3 separate regions of the Homo sapiens genome follow, and regions 2 and 3 are each linked to region 1. The links are chromatin loops, found by intact Hi-C in ENCODE. Cell type or tissue: Caco-2. All regions are shown on one strand. Links, peaks and the distances in the headings refer to the core of each region. The heading gives the core; the rest is flanking DNA. Region 1 overlaps PLEKHM3 (pleckstrin homology domain containing M3). Region 2 overlaps PLEKHM3 (pleckstrin homology domain containing M3). Region 3 overlaps PLEKHM3 (pleckstrin homology domain containing M3).

Region 1 (5,807 bases), core at 539-5,538:
TAATGGTAGCTGTAGATAGTTGTGAAGATGTTTCCTGAGGTAGCATTGTTAAGTGGTTTAAATATTCAGAATTCTGCAGGGGCTTAGTAAAAGTGTGATAATATACATTAGATACTTAAAAAAGATTTTTTAAAAGACAAATTTAATGAGGTATTACTATCTGTACTCCTATAATTAGTTGTATGAAAGAAGTCTTAAAAATAACAAACATGTATTGACAAAACCAAGATACTATTGTACCCTTTGTAATTCTAAAGCATAAAACAGTTCATTTCAGAACATACTGCTCAGTCTGAAAAGTCAACACATTTTGTTTGGAAAGGTAAATACTCCTTCTCTTCCCTATTGTGTGTTCAGGTTACTTATTTACAGTCCCATGGGGAAGAAAAAGCACATGCTAAAAACCGACCTAAAAGATGTTTTGAAAATGAAATTACCTGAGTAGCTTAGCAAAGCTCACATTTTTTACATCATCTCTCTCCTGACATTAAAGTCTCCACTGACCCAGTAAAACACATCCATCTCCAACATATGATAAGGATGTAAGCCATCACTCAATAAAGTCACATATCTCGGTAATGCCTACTTAAATAATGAATTTCCTGAAATCACTTTAAAAGCCATTTAAAAGAAAATATGTTAATAACTACAGATTATAGTTGAAATTACAGAATAAAGCAAACTCTCTATTCATTCATGAATTATTTATGGAGCAGTTACTAAGTGTTGTCTTAGATGGAGCAGTGAGCAAAATATAAAAAGTCTATTCCCTCATGGAGCTTACATTATTTCAAAACGGTGGACTGAACTGCAATTTGGATTTGTATCTAAATCCCTTTGGGTAAACAGAATAAAAATCAGCCAACTTTACGGAAAACATCATGACAAACTATCAAACACAAATACAAAATGCTGAGCAATGGAGCAGAAGCAAAGATCTTACTCCTTTTGTCAATAAAAGCTTAAAACAGTGCCATATGCCTGGTATGAAGGTCCAGCAGAGTGGTGGCTTGTCAAAGGTCACACAAATTAGTAGCTAGGAACGACATCGAGACTTCTTTGTTCCTAGTCCAGTGATCTTTTTGTTTTTTGTTTTTGAGATGGGGTCTTGCTCTGTCGCCCAGGCTGGAGTGCAGTGGTGCAATCTCAGCTCACTGCAACTTCCGCCTCCTGGGTTTAAGCAGTTCTCTGCCTCAGCCTCTCAAGTAGCTGGGATTACAGGCGCCCGCCACCACACCCGGCTAATTTTTGTATTTTTAGTAGAGATGGGGTTTCACCATATTGGCCAGGCTGGTCTTGAACTCCTGACCTCATGATCCACCAGGCTTGGCCTCCCAAAGTGCTGGGATTACAGGCGTGAACCACTGCGCCTGGCCCAGTGATCTTTTTATGGACTGGCCTGCCTGTGTTTATTCGATGGATCTTAATGATTTTAGAGCCAATTAAAATTTTTTTCCTCCAGCCTGGGCAACATGGTGAAACCCCATCTCTACAAAAAAAAATACAAAAATTATCTGGGCGTGGTGGAGAGCACCTGTAGTCCCAGCTACTCGGCAGGCTGAGGTGAGAGGATCGTTTGAGCCTGGGAGGCAGAGGTTGCAGAAAGCCAAGATGGTGCCACTGCACTCCAGCCTGGATGACAGAGCCAGATCCTGTCTCAAAAAAAAAAAAATTTTTTTTTTCTTTAAAAGTACCCATTAATATAAGTTTATAGATTAAATGTGACTATTTTTCTGGTTCTGATACAATGTGATAAAAAATGCTGGATATAAAATTATATATTCAATATGATTCTAACTATTTAAAAATACATATGTGTAGAAAAATGGAGAAATAATGGAGAATATTTTCTTTAATTTTCTGTACTTTTCAAATTTTCTATAATAAATATCAATTAGTTTTATAGTTAGAAAGTTAAAATGAGTTAAACGATGAACAATTCCTCTTTAAACAGCAAAAAATTAAGCTGTCTGAAATGCTTAAAGCTAAGATGATCAATACAATATTAACCAGATACCTAACTAGAAGCTTGGTAAGAAATGTGTCTAGGTGACAGCCATCTATTCAAGTGACCAAATGGCCTCAAAACACAATGGTGGCTTCAGCAGCTAGGACTGTGTTTATAAATGCACCATATTTATCAAGTGGCTTAATGGCATAAAGGGTCAGGTCAGCCCTGAGGTTTTCACAGAAGTCTCAGTTATGTTAGCAGACATTCTGAAACATTTTGACATGTGAATACAGAAGCCACCAGGCCAAGGTGAAATGTTATTTACCAAGTTACTCTTTGACTAAAGTTTAAAATCCAGAAAAACTAGCATTGTGCTGAAGAGTTTTCATTAAAGAAAACTGTCATTGACACAATAAACACATTTAAGAGTGGGCAGTCAGAGCTGAAGAAGGGTCAAATTCCATCTGGGGAGTCATCACCCTGCCTCTGCCATGCACACGACATGTGAGCTGTCTGGGCTTCAAGTTTCCCACCCCCAAAATGTCTAAAGGGTCCCCACAGTCCCTTCTATCTCTATTAGTTTATAATTCTAAAACACAAGCGAGAGTCTGGTCCTCCACCATTGGTATTAGAGAACCACTGAGAAAGTTCCTCAAAATGTTCCTCTTCAACACCAGAGAAAGAAAAGAACGATTAGAAACAAACAGCTCCTCTGAAAAGGTACTCTACAGAGGAGCAGAAGTTTCCTTTAGCTGCTTCTAGGATCCCACACCTCACTGCAATACTCACTGAGTGGCTGCTTCCCAAGAAAAGCCACAGAAAGGAAATATCATTAAAAAATGGCATATACATTGGGGGAAGCTACTCCCTCCCTGAAGACCGGCCTAGCCAAGGCTGTTGTTCTCTATTGTTGAACAGGATGTAACAAGACTGCCAAGCGCAGCCCACAAACCTGCTAATTAGGTGCCCTGACAGTGTTTGTTTTGGAACCATTTACCAACAAAGGAATGTGTCAGGCTGATTAGGGAGAAAAGGGTATGTAATGTATGTGTATTTGAGTCCAGATGAGGGCATAATCCAGGTATTTAGTCTGTTTGTGCAAGGACTCACAAAAACAAAGGCCGAGCAAATAGGAAGCCACGGGGAAAGCCCAGCTTCTGGGCAGTGCTTCTCTCCCCTTCTCCTCTGGAGTTTTGTTCCACCTGCCTCCATCCCCACCCCTTCCCCACCAAAAAATTTTGCCTAAACACTTAACATGAAAGTCTCTTTCAAAAAGTGACAAACTACAGCTGGTTCCTCAGAAAAATGAAAGAGTCTTTGTAAGGTTACTGACACATCTGGGGCTTGATGGTTTTTTTGGCAGGTAAGTAAGTGACAACTTTAGGCAAAATCATCTCCACATTCAGCCTCCATGGAGCCTTCTCCATGCACTGTGCCCAGGGGCAAATCTAAGGGCAACAGGGCAACAGAAAACACAGCTCTTGATGGACTGATTGTTCAAGCTGTGCTGAGAACAATTAGGCATCTCAGCACCATCTATGGGAAGAAGTAGTTCCACATTTTATAATAAAGCAGGTTCCTTCTTTTTAAACAAGCCTTTATATGGTTTGAGTACAATTAGGCATTTGAAGCTTCATGTGTACATGAGGCTTAAAGAAGGGAAGAAAGTGCCAAGGCAAAGAACAAAGTCCATGCCCCAACAAGTTTAGGTCCTCAGGAGCAGGGTGGTATGGATTGCAGTGAAACGCAAAATGACAAAGACCAATTCAAAACGTTGAGCGTGTTGGGAGGAGTCTCCATGTTCTTCAGGACAAGCTGGACATTTCTGAAGTCCGGCCAGATGGATGAAAGCAATGGGGCTTGGACTAAGTTTCATGGGAGGCTGCCTTTTTTGGTAAGATTACCTGACAAAATAGATTTTAAAAATGAAAAAGCGGATAAACCCTGTTAGAAGCTCATCTGCTATGCACTTTTCCATGAGGCTGATGTTTGTTCTCAAGACTGATGTAGAAAATATTCTTTAAATGTGTGCAGACTGGCTGGGCGTGGTGGCTCATGCCTGTAATCTTGGCACTTTTGGAGGCCGAGGCGGGCGGATCACTGGAGGCCAGGAGTTCGAGACCAGCCTGGCCAACATGGCGAAACCCCATCTGTACTAAAAATACAAAAACTAGCCGGGCATGGTGGTGCACACTTGTAATCCCAGCTACTCAGGGGGCTAAAGCTGGAGAATCGCTTGAACCCGGGAGGTGGAGGTTGCAGTGAGCCGAGATCCTGCCACTGCACTCCAGCCTGGGCCACAGAGCGAGACTGTCTCAAAAAAAAAAAGTGTACAGACTAGATGTAGTAGCAGAGTATGCTAACTCAAGTGGTAAGCAGGTAAGATTTTGGTGTTAATAAGTTCAATGCCCTGTGTGCCACCATTATTTCTTAGAAGAGGGGATGGAGTGGTCAACTACTTGTGCACAAAGAAAAACTGGCAAGCAATGTCCAGCCTACACCTCTGAATTCCAGTGCTTTAAAAAACAACCCTTTTTAGAAGAGTAACCACAGAGCTGCCGATGCCCTACTAACAAAGGAAGAACACCTCCTCTGATGCCTTCCCTGGTGTTAGTGAATGTTGCTGACCAGGGCAGGCTTATGCTGTCATCAGTGAAACACCTTAAATGGTATGTCAATTGCTTCAACCTTATATAGAAAGCTTTAGTGTTACCTCAGACTTGTGTTATGCTCCTCTATCTTTGGAGGTGTTTTATATTCCCTTAACTAATTAGTTTATTTAAAAAATGTTGTCAGTGTTCTTATGAATGCATATATACTTAGGCAAGCTTAAACCAAACAGTAAGTATTTATGTAACGCTTAGTCCATTTCGTGTTGGTAAAACAGAATACCTGAGACAGGGAAACATTTTTTTAAAAGTTTATTTGGCTCCTGATTCTGGAGGCTGGGAGGTCTAGGAAACATGGCACTGGCATCTGCTCAGCTTTTGGTGATGCCTCGAGCTGCGTCACAAATGGCAGGGAAGTGGAAGGGGAAGCAAGCATGTGGAAAAGGACCAAACACAGGAGGCAACTCGCTTTCTAGCAACCCCCTATCACCAAACTAACCCAATCCCTCCAGAACTCATCCATTCCTGTCAGAAGGAGATTAATCCATTTTAACGACCTCATCACCTCTTAAAGGCACCACCTCCCTACACCTCTACGCTGGGGACCAAGCTTCAGCAAGATTTTCTGGGGACACACCATATTCAAACCATAGCAAATGCCTACCAGATGGAGGATACCAACACCAGTTTTCAGTAGAATCTTCTCATAGAATACTCACATTTAAATACAGTGCCAAGTGGCATAAAGGTCACAAAGTCTTTAAGTACAATGTTCTTCATAGTGAAAAACCTAGGAGGATGACTTACATGTCACATGAAAAACTCACGAAAGCCAAATGGACAGGACAGAAATGATGGAACTGATTTATCACAGTTGGTTTATTTTCTAAGTCCCATGTTAAAAATGCATGCTGAGGGTTTTTAAGATGAAGTGTTTATGTACTTGTAATCTCGAAGCATTTCAAGGTTCAGAAATAGCATCTCTGCAGAAATGTAGAAAGCAGGATTGTCTCCTTAGCAGCATTAGGAAAGGGATCTTAATAACGAGAGAAGATTAGGGATGTGTAAAAATGTCAGAAAGAAAGCTGCATAGGAGGCAATTTAAGGATTAAAAAAAAATCTAAGTCCTGGGTCATTTTGTGGATTTATGTGACTTTTTTGCTTTTATATTCATTGTTTTCCCTTAAATCATAGAGCAGTGTCAGCCTAATCTTCTGATTTGTAATTCTTAAAAGTTAGAGCCCTTC
Region 2 (5,807 bases), core at 577-5,576, 170 kb after region 1:
GGAACACTTCTACACTGCTGGTGGGAATGTAAGATAGTACAGCCACCATGGAAAATAGTGTGGCGATTCCTTTAAGAACTAAAAGTAGAACTACCATTTGACCCAGCAATCCCACTACTAGGTATCTACCCAAAGGAAAAGAAGTCATTATACGAAAAAGACACTTGCACATGCATGTTTATCGTAGCACAATTTGCAGCTGCGAAAATGTGGAACCAACCCAAATGCTCATCAATCAACGAATAGAAAGAAACTGTGAGATATATATATCTATACATCATATAGATATATATGATGCACTACTACTCAGCCATAAAAAGGAATCAATTAATGGCATTTACAGCAACCTGGATGGGATTGGAGACTACTATTCTAAGTGAAGTAACTCAGGAATGAAAAACCAAACATCGTATGTTCTCACTCACAAATGGGAGCTAAGCTATGAGGATTCAAAGGCATAAGAATGAGAAAATAGACTTTGGGGACTTAGGGGGACAGGGTGGGGAGGGGGTGAGGAATAAAAGACTACAAATCGGGTTCAGTGTATACTGCCTGGGGGATGGTTGCACCAAAATCTCACAAGTCACCACTAAAGAACTTAGTAACTAAATACCTCCTGTTCCCCACAAACCTATGGAATAAAAAAAATTTTTAAGTGCTCTGATAAACTTTTTTTTTTTTTTTTTTTTTTTTTTTTTGAGACGGAGCTTCACTCTTGTTGCCCAGGCTAGAGTGCAATGGTGTGATCTCGGCTCACGGCAACCTCTGCCTCCTAGGTTCAAGTGACTCTCCTGCTCAGCCTCCTGAGTAACTGGGATTACAGGTGTCCGCCACCAGGCCTGGCTAATCTTTTGTATTTTTAGTAGAGATGGGGTTTCATCATATTGGCCAGGCTGGTCTCGAACTCTGATAAACTTCTTTATTTTATTTATTTATTGTTTTTGAGACGGAGTCTCGCTCTGTCGCCCAGGCTGGAGTCCAGTGGCACGATCTCAGCTCACTGCAAACTCTGCCTCCCGGGTTCACACCATTCTCCTGCCTCAGCCTCCCGAGTAGCTGGGACTACAGGTGCCCGCCACCACGCCCGGCTAATTTTTTTGTATTTTTTAGTAGAGACGGGGTTTCACCGTGTTAGCCAGGATGGTTTCCATCTCCTGAGCTCATGATCCGCCTGCCTGATAAACTTCTTAATAAATACTTGTAGTAACCTCAAAAAAGAGAGGTGAGTAAAGTAATGGGACTATTTTAAAGATGATGAAAGAGAACCCATGATTCATTTATTGTCAATTGTAGTTCCCAAAGAAAAGAAAACGAAGTTCCTCAAATCCTTGTCTAATTACTGAGTACTTTGGGCCACCCAAGTTCAATTACCTTTTAAATCACCTTAAATCATACAGGGGCCCTGATGTTAGTAGAAGGACCATAAACAAGGAGTGAGTAGGCTGAATCCAACCCCTCAGCCACTCAGACTAAGTATTGAGTTTGTTCAGTGTGAGAGAAGTGTGGCAATGGGAAGAACATAAATTTATGACACCAGGAAAGGGTCATGTCCCCACACTGCCTTCTGAGCTAACTGACATCCAGCAAGTCAGGCTGACTCAGGGCCTCTGTGCCCTTCTTATCTGCAAATGGAAGTCCTGCCAATGCCTGCTCCCATCTACCTGAGAAAGCAGAGAAGCACAAATGTGGACAAAGTATGTGAAAGTTCTTTACAAACTCTAAAACAATTACTACTTCTATTAGAAGTTAGCTGATTTCTAATCACATAACCATTTATCCTCAACAAGCATTTATAGAGGACGGACCAAGTACCCAAACACTATGTGAGATATTAGACACAAAACACAGCTCCTGCTCTTGAAGAGCTAAATAGCTAGTGGAAAGTAAGACACAAAACCAAATATAAAAAGCACTTCAACAGAAGTATACAAAGGTGTTATACAAGCATAAATAAGGAATCATTACTAATTAAGGGACAATAAAGAATTTTAAGTAACAGAACACAATTAAATGACAATGATAGGTATACAGAGATTACTTCAGTCGAAAGAAATCAAAAACAAAGGAAACAAAAACATACAACAAAACCAATCATTCCTGCTCCAGCAATCATGCTGTGGGCCAGGCATGGTGGCTCATGCCTATAATCCCAGCACTTTGGGAGGTCGAGGCAGGCAGATCACGAGGTCAGGAGTTTGAGATCAGCCTGGCCAACATAGCGAAACCCCATCTCTACTAAAAATATAAAAATTAGCCAGGCATGGTGGCGCGTGCCTGTAGTCCCAGTTACTGAGGAGGCTGAGGCAGGAGAATTGCTTAAACCCAGGAGGCGGAGGTTGTGGTGAGCCGAGATCACACCACTGCACTCCCGCCTGGGCAACAGAGCAAGACTCCATCTCAAAAAGAAAAAAAAAAAAAGAAATCATGCTGCTTCTTGCATGAAGCTGTCAGCCTACAATAACAGCCTCAAAGGTTCCACCAGAGAGTGAGCACTATGTGAACTAACAACCACACATGGAAGGCAAGAATGCAAAGGCCTTCTTCACAAGCTGTTCAAGTCTTTCTGACCCACAGACACATTCCTGTCCAACAGAAGGCCTTTGCTGGGTGGTGAGGATGTCATGGGAAATTAATAATTCCCTCACTTCCTGTTGACTTTAACTCTTTTGGTCATTGCAACTCACCAGCAGAAGGGAGAATACTTAAAACTTTAACCTTCAAAACAACAACCGGCTTATGGCTTAGCACACTCTCACAAACCAGTTTCTATGGGCATTCAGAGTAAATGTATGAGAGAAGTAATTAGTTGATTTATTTTCTGTCTCTGCTGAACTTGAACCTGCTAAAAAGTGAGCCTAGGTCTTTGTTAACTGGCATCCCGAGAGTATGAGACCAGTGATAAGATCTAAGCAAAAAGGTGACTCACCTCTTGTTTGAAAGGGCAGACATACTCAGCAGTGATGGGCTGCATCTATGACCTCTCCCTCCCTTTTGGACTTAATCTGTGACAACAACCTTGGCTACCAATCAGCCTCTTAACCAATTTAGTCAGGAAACAAGCAAGGCTGGCAAAGGCAGACAAAACACTGTCTCTGACCCTCAAAGATAAGCACAAGATAAGGCAAAATAACAGAATGAGTCTTTGTCATTTAACTATACACAAATTGAAGGACAGAAGAATCTCTGCCCATCACACAGGACAGAAGAAAAGCTTATAAGGTATGAAGGATAAGAATAGTAGGAACTGGCCGTGTGCAGTGGCTCATGCCTGTAATCCCAGCACTTTGGAGGCCGAGGCGGGCAGATCACCTGAGGTCAGGAGTTTGGGACCAGCCTGGCCAACATGGTGAAACCCCGTCTCTACTAAAAATACAAAAGTTAGCTGGCCGTGGTGGCAGGCGCCTGTAATCCTAGCTACTCGGGAGGCTGAGGCAGGAGAATCACTTGAACTTGGGAGGCAGAGGTTGCAGTGGGCTAAGATTGCGCCACTGCACTCTGGCCTGGGCCACAGAGTCAGACTCCATCTCAAAAAACAAAAAAGAGTAGTAAGAACTATGTTTTCATCCCCCTAATCTGGGTTTACATTAAAACAGTTTCTGAATTTCTTTTATTATGGACTATTACCATTAGCATGGCATAGATTTTTATCAAACAATGCCTGAACATTCTGGAGTTGAATTCTGGGGCTCTGACTGATCCATACTTCTCGGATTGTTTTGCTCTGACATTAGGATGATAGGCATATGATAGCTGGGACTCAAATAGTTGAATCAGGCACTGCTACGGCTATGCTAATCTCTTTAAACATGTCCTGCAGAGGACACCTTCAATGTGGATGGACACATTTTAAAGGTAGAATGATATATTTGATAAAATGTTTAAAAACAAAATATAGTTCTTATAAGTTCTAATCTAAGACCAAGATTAAAAAGTTATAGCTAATATTTATTGCATACTTACTAAAGTACTTACTACTTAACGTATGTTAAGCCTTTTACTGCATTATGTTGTTAAATCCTCACAACCACCCTATTAGAGAGCTGCTATTATTACTACTTTACAGACAAGGAAACTGAGATTTAAAAAGATGAAGTTACTTATCTAGGGAAATATGGTCAGTGAGTAGAAACAAGACTCTAAGATACACACACAGCCCCATAAGACAATTCAAAGCAAATTAATTACCCTGGGATAATATGGCTAAAATTTTAGTACATGAACATGGTGCTTCAAATTTTAGTGTCAAACACCAGCAACTTTATTATTTATTTCAAAATCTGTTTGTTAATCCCATGACCCAGAGAGTTAATTGCTAAATATCATATTTACACCCAGGGAAGTAGTTTATAGTTAATTTACAAAAAAAAATCACCTCTATAATACTTCTGTGTTATTATTATAAGTTCTCTACGGGAATGGTAGAAGACAGGTTCCTGAACAAACACAGTAAAAAGTTGTTCTCTAACTAAATAGCTAACCTCAATTGTCTTAGTGACCTTGGACACATTACTTGGAATGTTTGCAAGAGTATAATAACTGTGACTTCATTTAGGTGAAACAAGTGCTTCTGCAAATGTTTACATAGTCCTAATTGCCCAAGCCTTTTACTAGTGTTTCCCTGCAACATCATTTTTTATTTAGCCAATAAATAGAAACACTTGTAAAAATGTTTACTTAAAACAACCTGCAAACAAATGTTTCTGTCAAAAGAATTAAAAGAAATATTTCAAATTAGATGTTACAATCGATAATTCAAACATATTTTGATGATTAAGGCATATTGAAATAAATCGCTGGCCAGGCACGGTGGCTCATGCCCGTAATCCCAGCACTTTGGGAGGCCGAGGCAGGTGGATCACCTGAGGTGAGGAGTTCGAGACCAGCCTGGCCAAAATGGAGAAACCCTGTCTCTATTAAAAATACAAAAATTAGCTGGTTGTGGTGGTGGGTGCCTGTAATCGCAGCTACTCGGGAGGCTGAGGCAGGAGAATCTCTTGAAACCAGGAGGCAGAGGTTGCAGTGAGCCGAGATTGCACCATTGCACTCCAGCCTGGGCGACAGAGAGAGACTCCATCTCAAATAAATAAATACATAAATAAATAAAATAAACTGCCTCCTTCTAAAACTAACTTGACTTTTGTTGGGGGGACGGGCAAATATCAATGTATGTAGGGTTCAAACAAAATAACAAAATTGAGCCACAACCTTCAGTCTTGTTTCTATAATCTACTAAAAGATGATATGCTGGCTAGGTGTGGTGGTTCACACCTATAATCCCAGCACTTTGGGGGGAGATGGTGGCAGGTGGATCTCCTGAGCTCAGGAGTTTGAGATCAGCCTGGGGAACAGGGTGAAACCCTGTCTCTACCCAAAATACAAAACACTAGCCAGTCATGGTGGCGCATGGCTGTGGTCCCAGCTACTCAGGAGGCTGAGGTGGGAGAACTGCTGGAGCCTTGGGAGGCAGAGATTGCAGTGAGCCGAGACCGAGCCACTGTACTCCAACCTGGGTGACAGAGTGAGACTTTGTCTCAAAAAAAAAAAAAAAAAAAATACACACACACACACACACACACACACCCTGGTTTCATATTACCATACTACCATGAAAATACAGAGACCATAGCTAACCTTTCAGCGTGAGGCAACCACTTTTGAACCACAATATTTGGAATTAGCCAATCCGGGTCTCAATTTTCTATGTATCATTATGAGAAGTGTGATTTTTGACAAGCAACTTGAATCTGAATTTCAGTTACTCCGTATCCATGGGGGACTGGTTCCAGGATCCCCTCAGATACTAAAAT
Region 3 (5,807 bases), core at 505-5,504, 120 kb after region 1:
TTTTTATTTCTTATTCCACAACTCCCCCCACTAAGCATATAAATGTTATTAGTACATAGATTTTTTTCTAAAGTTGAGCAAGGAATTTAAGATAAAATCTTAGTGCAAAGGCTAGTTTCAGACATCCATTCCCACAAATAAAGAACTAAAAAGCACAACTTTTCTGCCCTTAAAGCACCAATAATCAGCCCCCTTCTCTTTTTCTTTCTTCTCATACTGCTGTTCAGGCTTAAACAGAGTACGGGGAGAGGAAGTTAGCTACAAAGATAAACTCATCAAAAGCCTGTCCTACAATTCTAATTGCCCTCTACCTGTTTGTGAATGATAGCTGGGAGCAACCGCTGAAAAGCTTTGGGGGAAAAAATGCAGGGAGGAAAATAAGGCAGGGGAGAGGAGAGAGAGGAGAGGAAAGAGGAGGTAGGGTGGGGCAAAGAAAAACTAGAGTGCAATTCAAACAAAAATGAAACTCTCTCTCTCTCAAACACACAAAGAGGAGGAAAATGCCCCCCCACCCCCCACCCCAGGTCCTAACAACATACTTCTTTATCAGAGGTTCATTGTCAATCAATTAGCCCAGGCAGCAGGGGTCTGTGATGGTGGGGGGCACCCAGGGAAACAATGGACAGCCCTGTTGTATTACTATTTAATCACTTTTGCTAAATAAATAGAGCAGCCCCGAGGTGCTGTCATGTCAAGGGAATTTATAACAAAAAAAACTTCATTTTTCATTGGTCATTACTTTTTTCCCTCCAGGACAAGAGAGGGTTATTACTGTAGCCTTAAGTTCCATCTTTGTGTTTCTTGCCTTTGATTCCCACTCAGACCCTGCCACTTTCTGGCACTAATTTGTCAGGCTGAACAAAGAGGGGATTTGTACCTCCTGTAAGGTCTCAATTAGGAATGGCTTCTGCTGTATTATGTGCCATTCAGAGAAGACACAATGCCGGTAATTACAGGAATTTGCACTAAATGGCTGAAGAATTCACAGCAAAACTTCTCCCCACCACCTCTTGGGTTTACCCCTCCCAAGGGTTGGAGGGAAAAAAAGAAAAGCAAAAAAGCTCTTAATGCCAGAGAGATGTAATTACCAACAGCAGTCCCAAGAGGTTAAACAGCAGCCAAGGAGTAAAACCATAAAATCTGACACAGTGAAAATGGTGTAGGGGATCCCCCAGGCTCACTGTTTTTCTTGCTGTCTTTGCTGTTAACATGTTCAAATTCAGTTCAGAATTGGGAACACTGCCCTACAGTGGGCCATCCAATTTCATCTCCAGATTACAAAACAGTCATACAAGGAACACTTCCAAAGGTGAGCTTTGCATCTCTTGTCACACTCAGAAACAAGTCCTTGGGCCCTTTTATTATAGTACTCAATTGCAAGGTTTCTTGATTGCTAGGAAATTATAGGAAAAATATCTGTGTGTGCTAGTGCCAAGAAAACTATGTATCTATTAAGTGCAAATAGGTAGGTACAAATGTCAAATTCCTAAAGAAAACAGAGCTGCTTAGATAGGAGGAATAAGTTCTAGTGTTCAATAGCACTATAGGATGACTATAGTTAACAATAATACGTAGTTTCAAATACCTAGAAGGGAGATACTGAATGTTCCCAACACAAAGAAATGATAAATGTTTGAGATAATGGATATGCTAATTACCCTGATCTGATCACTATACATATGTATTGCAATATCACTATGTACCCCATAAAGATGTATATTGTGTCAATTAAAACTTTTTTTAACTAAAAAAAAAAAAAGAGCTATTGCCTTAATCTAATTTATATGGCATTTTGTGAATAACCTAATATAGAATCACATACAGGTACACACTTCATAAATATTTTAATAAGCTGTATAGTCATTTGTTTTAGCATTAATACTATAGCACCACAGATTCCCCATTGCCAAACACAATTTTAAACCTCAACCAGTAATTTCACCGAAGAAGCATGCCTCATTTGCTGCTACAGGTGTCCCCGAAAAGCTGTACCACCAAATTAACTGTTCCTACATACCATTCCCATCATGTGCTTCTCTGCTCAAGAACCTTCTGTGACTTCAGGGTCAAACATAAAATGTAATCTGAACTGTCTTTACTTTTATAGGTCAAAAATGACTGAAAAATCTGCAATTTCACATAGTTCTACCTGGCACCATCTCTGAGAGTTCTCTAACCCAATGCATGGGCGTCACATCTGTAGCAATTGTCACAGCTGCCTTTTGACATTCACTGATGTGATTATTTGATTCATGTCTTCCCTAGTGGACTGCAAATTTCATGAAGGCAAGGACCATGTCTGCTTTCCTCCAGCACTGACCCATCTAGGTGCATCCAAGTTTCTGGGCACACAATAAATGACAGAATGAATGAAACAACTAAGTTTTCAAATTTCAAGAAGTAGAACTAGCAAGTGTAAGGGTCCTAGAGGTAGGCATGATAATAGTAGGTTCCAGGAACAGCAAGAAGACCACTATAAGGCTGGGCACAGTGGCTTACGCCTGTCATCCCAGCACTTTGGGAGGCCGGGGGGCGGGGGGGCGGTGGATCATGAGGTCAGGAGTTCGAGACCAGCTTGACCAACATGGCAAAACCCCGTCTCTACTAAAAATACAAAAATTAGCCGGGCCTGGTGGCACACGCCTGTAATCCCAGCTACAAGGAAGGATGAGGCAAGAGAATCACTTGAACCCAGGAGGCGGAGGTTGCAGTGAGCCGAGATCATAACACTGCACTCCAGCCTGGGCAACAGGGCGAGACTCCGTCTCAAAAAAAAAAAAAAAAAAAGAAGACCACTATGGCTGGGGCTTCCTAAGCTCAGTGCAACCCTGGAGCTGCAGAAGAAGCCACGGAACAGTCACACATAATCAGATACAACTATCAAAAATCAAGTACACATTTAAGAAATATACCGTTATGTATCAGCATATATTTTTAAAACCATAACCTCAGGCATTTTTGCATAACCATGGTCCATTTTTTTCTGCAGGGCTGTTTAAATTTTAAAGAAGGATATAGAAAATTCTTCACTTACAGAAATAATTTAATGAAATAAGGCCAATTGCACTATTTTGTAGATTTAAAAGCCAACATTTGTGGCTCCCCTGAATAGCAAGTAAATGACATCATAACAAAGAGCTACTCCATACAATCTTCCACTTCTAAAGTTTATTCATCCAAACTATTTAAAGGGGGAAGAACTAAGTAGACATAAAAACTTATAAAGGGGCACACTAAAACCATGAAATACAGTGAATTAGCCTCTCCTTAAAATAATACGTAAAGCCAAAACTCATCAAAAACAATGTGCTGAAGTTTTTGGCATTTTGGAAGATCAACATGCTATGCCACCAGCTTTTTCACTGAAGGTGTGTTTTTATGAGGATGCAAAGTTAGAAGACATAGGTACAAAAGGAAGAAGCAGCTGGTTTAGATTAACTGTGTTTGTGAGAAACACAGATCAATTTTTAACGTTCCATCTGCTATAATAATCTCTGATATAATGAACAGTCTCCCAGGTAATTTAAAAAACATTCAGAAGTTTGCTTAACAGGTTTTGGCCTTTTTCTTTTGAGACTCTGCCCCCTACAGGAGATCAGGAAATAAAGTATTCTTACCTAGAAAACCAGAGTTCAGCCTGGCACAGGCGGTGGCTTACGCCTGTAATCCCAGCACTTTGGGAGGCTGAGGCAAGCGGATCACCTGAGGTCGGGAGTTTGAGACCAGCCTGACCAACATGGAGAAACCCTCATCTCTACTAAAAGTACAAAATTAGCCAGGCGTGGTGGCGCATGCCTGTAATCCCAGCTACTCAGGAGGCTGAGGCAGGAGAATCACTTGAACCCAGGAGGCGGAGGTTGCAGTGAGCCGAGATCATGCCATTGCACTCCAACCTGGGCAACGAGAGCGAAACTCCATCTCAAAAAAAAAGAAAAAAAAGAAAGAAAACCAGAGTTCAAGTGCTGGTATGAAAAACAACCTGGTAAACCACAAGTATCACAAAGCAACTGAATGCAGCACTTTCTGAGGGAAGAAAGGGCATATAAATGGAACAGCTTTTCTTTCTTTTCTTTTTTTTTGGAATGTGCCACACTATACAAAATAAGACTGACTTCTCCCTGTCCCAAATTAGAAACCTGTCTCTCTCTGCCCCGTTCGTTAAAACTCCGAACCAAAGCACAAAGTTAAAAGTCAAGCAGTGCAAATAAATTTTAGACTGCCTTCCTCCCCTGATTCCGTACTACTACCCTTACCCAACCTATCCTCCACAAGCCAAATTTCGTGAGCACAAAATTTAGACAGCAAAGGGAAGCATCCTATCATATGGAACCTAACTAAGGCAGCTGCCAGAAATTTCTATTCCTGCCCATTATATTATAATAATACGTTTCCTGTTCTTTTCTACTCAGCTTCCTTCTCCTTCTTTTGCTCACTTTTCTTTTTTTCCTGATTTCATTTCTCCAGCTGCCGGATGCGAATGAGCTTGCTGAATGGCACCTTCTTACCTACATTTCTCCTTCCTCTTGAGTGTCAGGAATGCTACGAATGCAGTGCAGAGCATGGGCAGTGCACACTCCATCAGAAGGCACACTTCTGAGAGGGAGGTGAATTAGGCAATACCTCTTGTGAAATACCTGAGGCTTTTCTTCCCTCTTTTACTAGAAAGTTTCTTGATTCAGCTACTCCAATCTCCACATCTTGAGAACTAAGCTGAGCTGTTCTTCCTTACTCCAATAACACAACAGATTTGCTGACCACGTCTGTAATCTAAAGCCACGGAAGTGTACCATAATTCCAGGATGTCCAGAGTAAGCACTTAGTAAATTATTATTGAATGTCTGAACTTAAAAATATATGTACTAGTATAAGACACTGAAATGTCAGTAATTTCTATTTTTTTAAAAAACTGCTAAAACTAGTATCTCATCATTTCAAAACCATTTTCCAAAAGTATCTGGGTGACTTAACACAGGTCTTTCATACCTACAGATACATATATATAAACTAGTAGAGCTTCTTTTTTTTTTTTTTGAGATGGAGTCTCACTCTGTCAACCAGGCTGGAGTGCAGTGGTGCAATCTCAGCTCACTGAAACCTCCGCCTCCCAGGTTCAAGCGATTCTCCTGCTCAGCCTCCCGAGTAGCTGGGATTACAGGCGCCCACCACCACACCCGGCTAATTTTGTATTTTTAGTAGAGACGGGGTTTCACCATATTGGCCAGGCTGGTCTCGAACTCCTGACCTTGTGATCCGCCCGCCTCGGCCTCCCAAAGTGCTGGGATTACAGGTGTGAGCCACCGCGCCCAGTCTAGTAGAGCTTCTTAACTGGCTCAGTGTTTCTGGTCTCTCTGATCCCACTCTGCAAGTTTCTGGTCCACAATCACTGAGGCCCTTGAGTCAAAGCAAGGATGATTCACTCAGTCCTCACTCTGGGTAATTTATTTTCCATAGAAAAGACTAGCATCATAACTAACCTAAGTTCAAAACGTGGGTTTTCAATGGCCACCTTTATTTGGCTTTTTTCAATGCAGGAGCAAGGACAAAATTTTAAATGTGGTTTTGGCTGGTGGTGAGCTTCTTGATGATTTTTAAACAACATGTTAAACCTAATAGACTTGAATTAAAACCTTCCAAATCAGATTTCCATTTAAAGCCATTCTCATGGTAAATTTAATGTCACAAACTGTGGGGTTTAATGGAAGGAAAATAATTTTATTTAGTTTATAACAGATATCTAGATCGGGTTCAGTGAGGTTTTAAAAGCTTTTTTTTTTTTTTTTTTTTTTTTTTGAGATGGAGTGTCGCTC

Evidence for each region. A loop is a pair of places that touch in the nucleus more often than their neighbours do. Peaks named below come from ENCODE experiments on the same cell type or tissue, not always from the same donor. Only the 100,000 strongest peaks of a DNase experiment are listed, where the experiment ranks them.
Region 2: it touches region 1 in a loop (6-fold over the local background); 2 of 110 quality-filtered maps call a loop at or near these places.
Region 3: a loop joins it to region 1, with 4 times the contacts of the local background. A loop is called at or near these places in 4 of 110 quality-filtered maps.

The regions. Positions count from the first base shown.
Region 1 is chr2:207,845,064-207,850,870 of GRCh38, forward strand. All of the region lies in intron 7 of PLEKHM3 (pleckstrin homology domain containing M3), which reads right to left. Among named protein-coding and RNA genes, the nearest start is that of FZD5, 78 kb to the left of the region's middle. RefSeq lists enhancers at 292-436, 4,110-4,609 and a cis regulatory region at 357-370. In Caco-2, for the core only: no CTCF peak of the experiment used is centred there; a DNase peak (open chromatin) is centred at 2,918.
Region 2 is chr2:208,011,117-208,016,923 of GRCh38, forward strand. All of the region lies in intron 1 of PLEKHM3 (pleckstrin homology domain containing M3), which reads right to left. Among named protein-coding and RNA genes, the nearest start is that of PLEKHM3, 12 kb to the right of the region's middle. In Caco-2, for the core only: no CTCF peak of the experiment used is centred there; a DNase peak (open chromatin) is centred at 2,965.
Region 3 is chr2:207,969,819-207,975,625 of GRCh38, forward strand. The region is part of intron 3 of PLEKHM3 (pleckstrin homology domain containing M3); the gene reads right to left. Among named protein-coding and RNA genes, the nearest start is that of PLEKHM3, 53 kb to the right of the region's middle. RefSeq lists a silencer at 347-641 and an enhancer at 707-1,240. In Caco-2, for the core only: a CTCF peak has its summit at 3,582 (motif pointing left); a DNase peak (open chromatin) is centred at 4,553.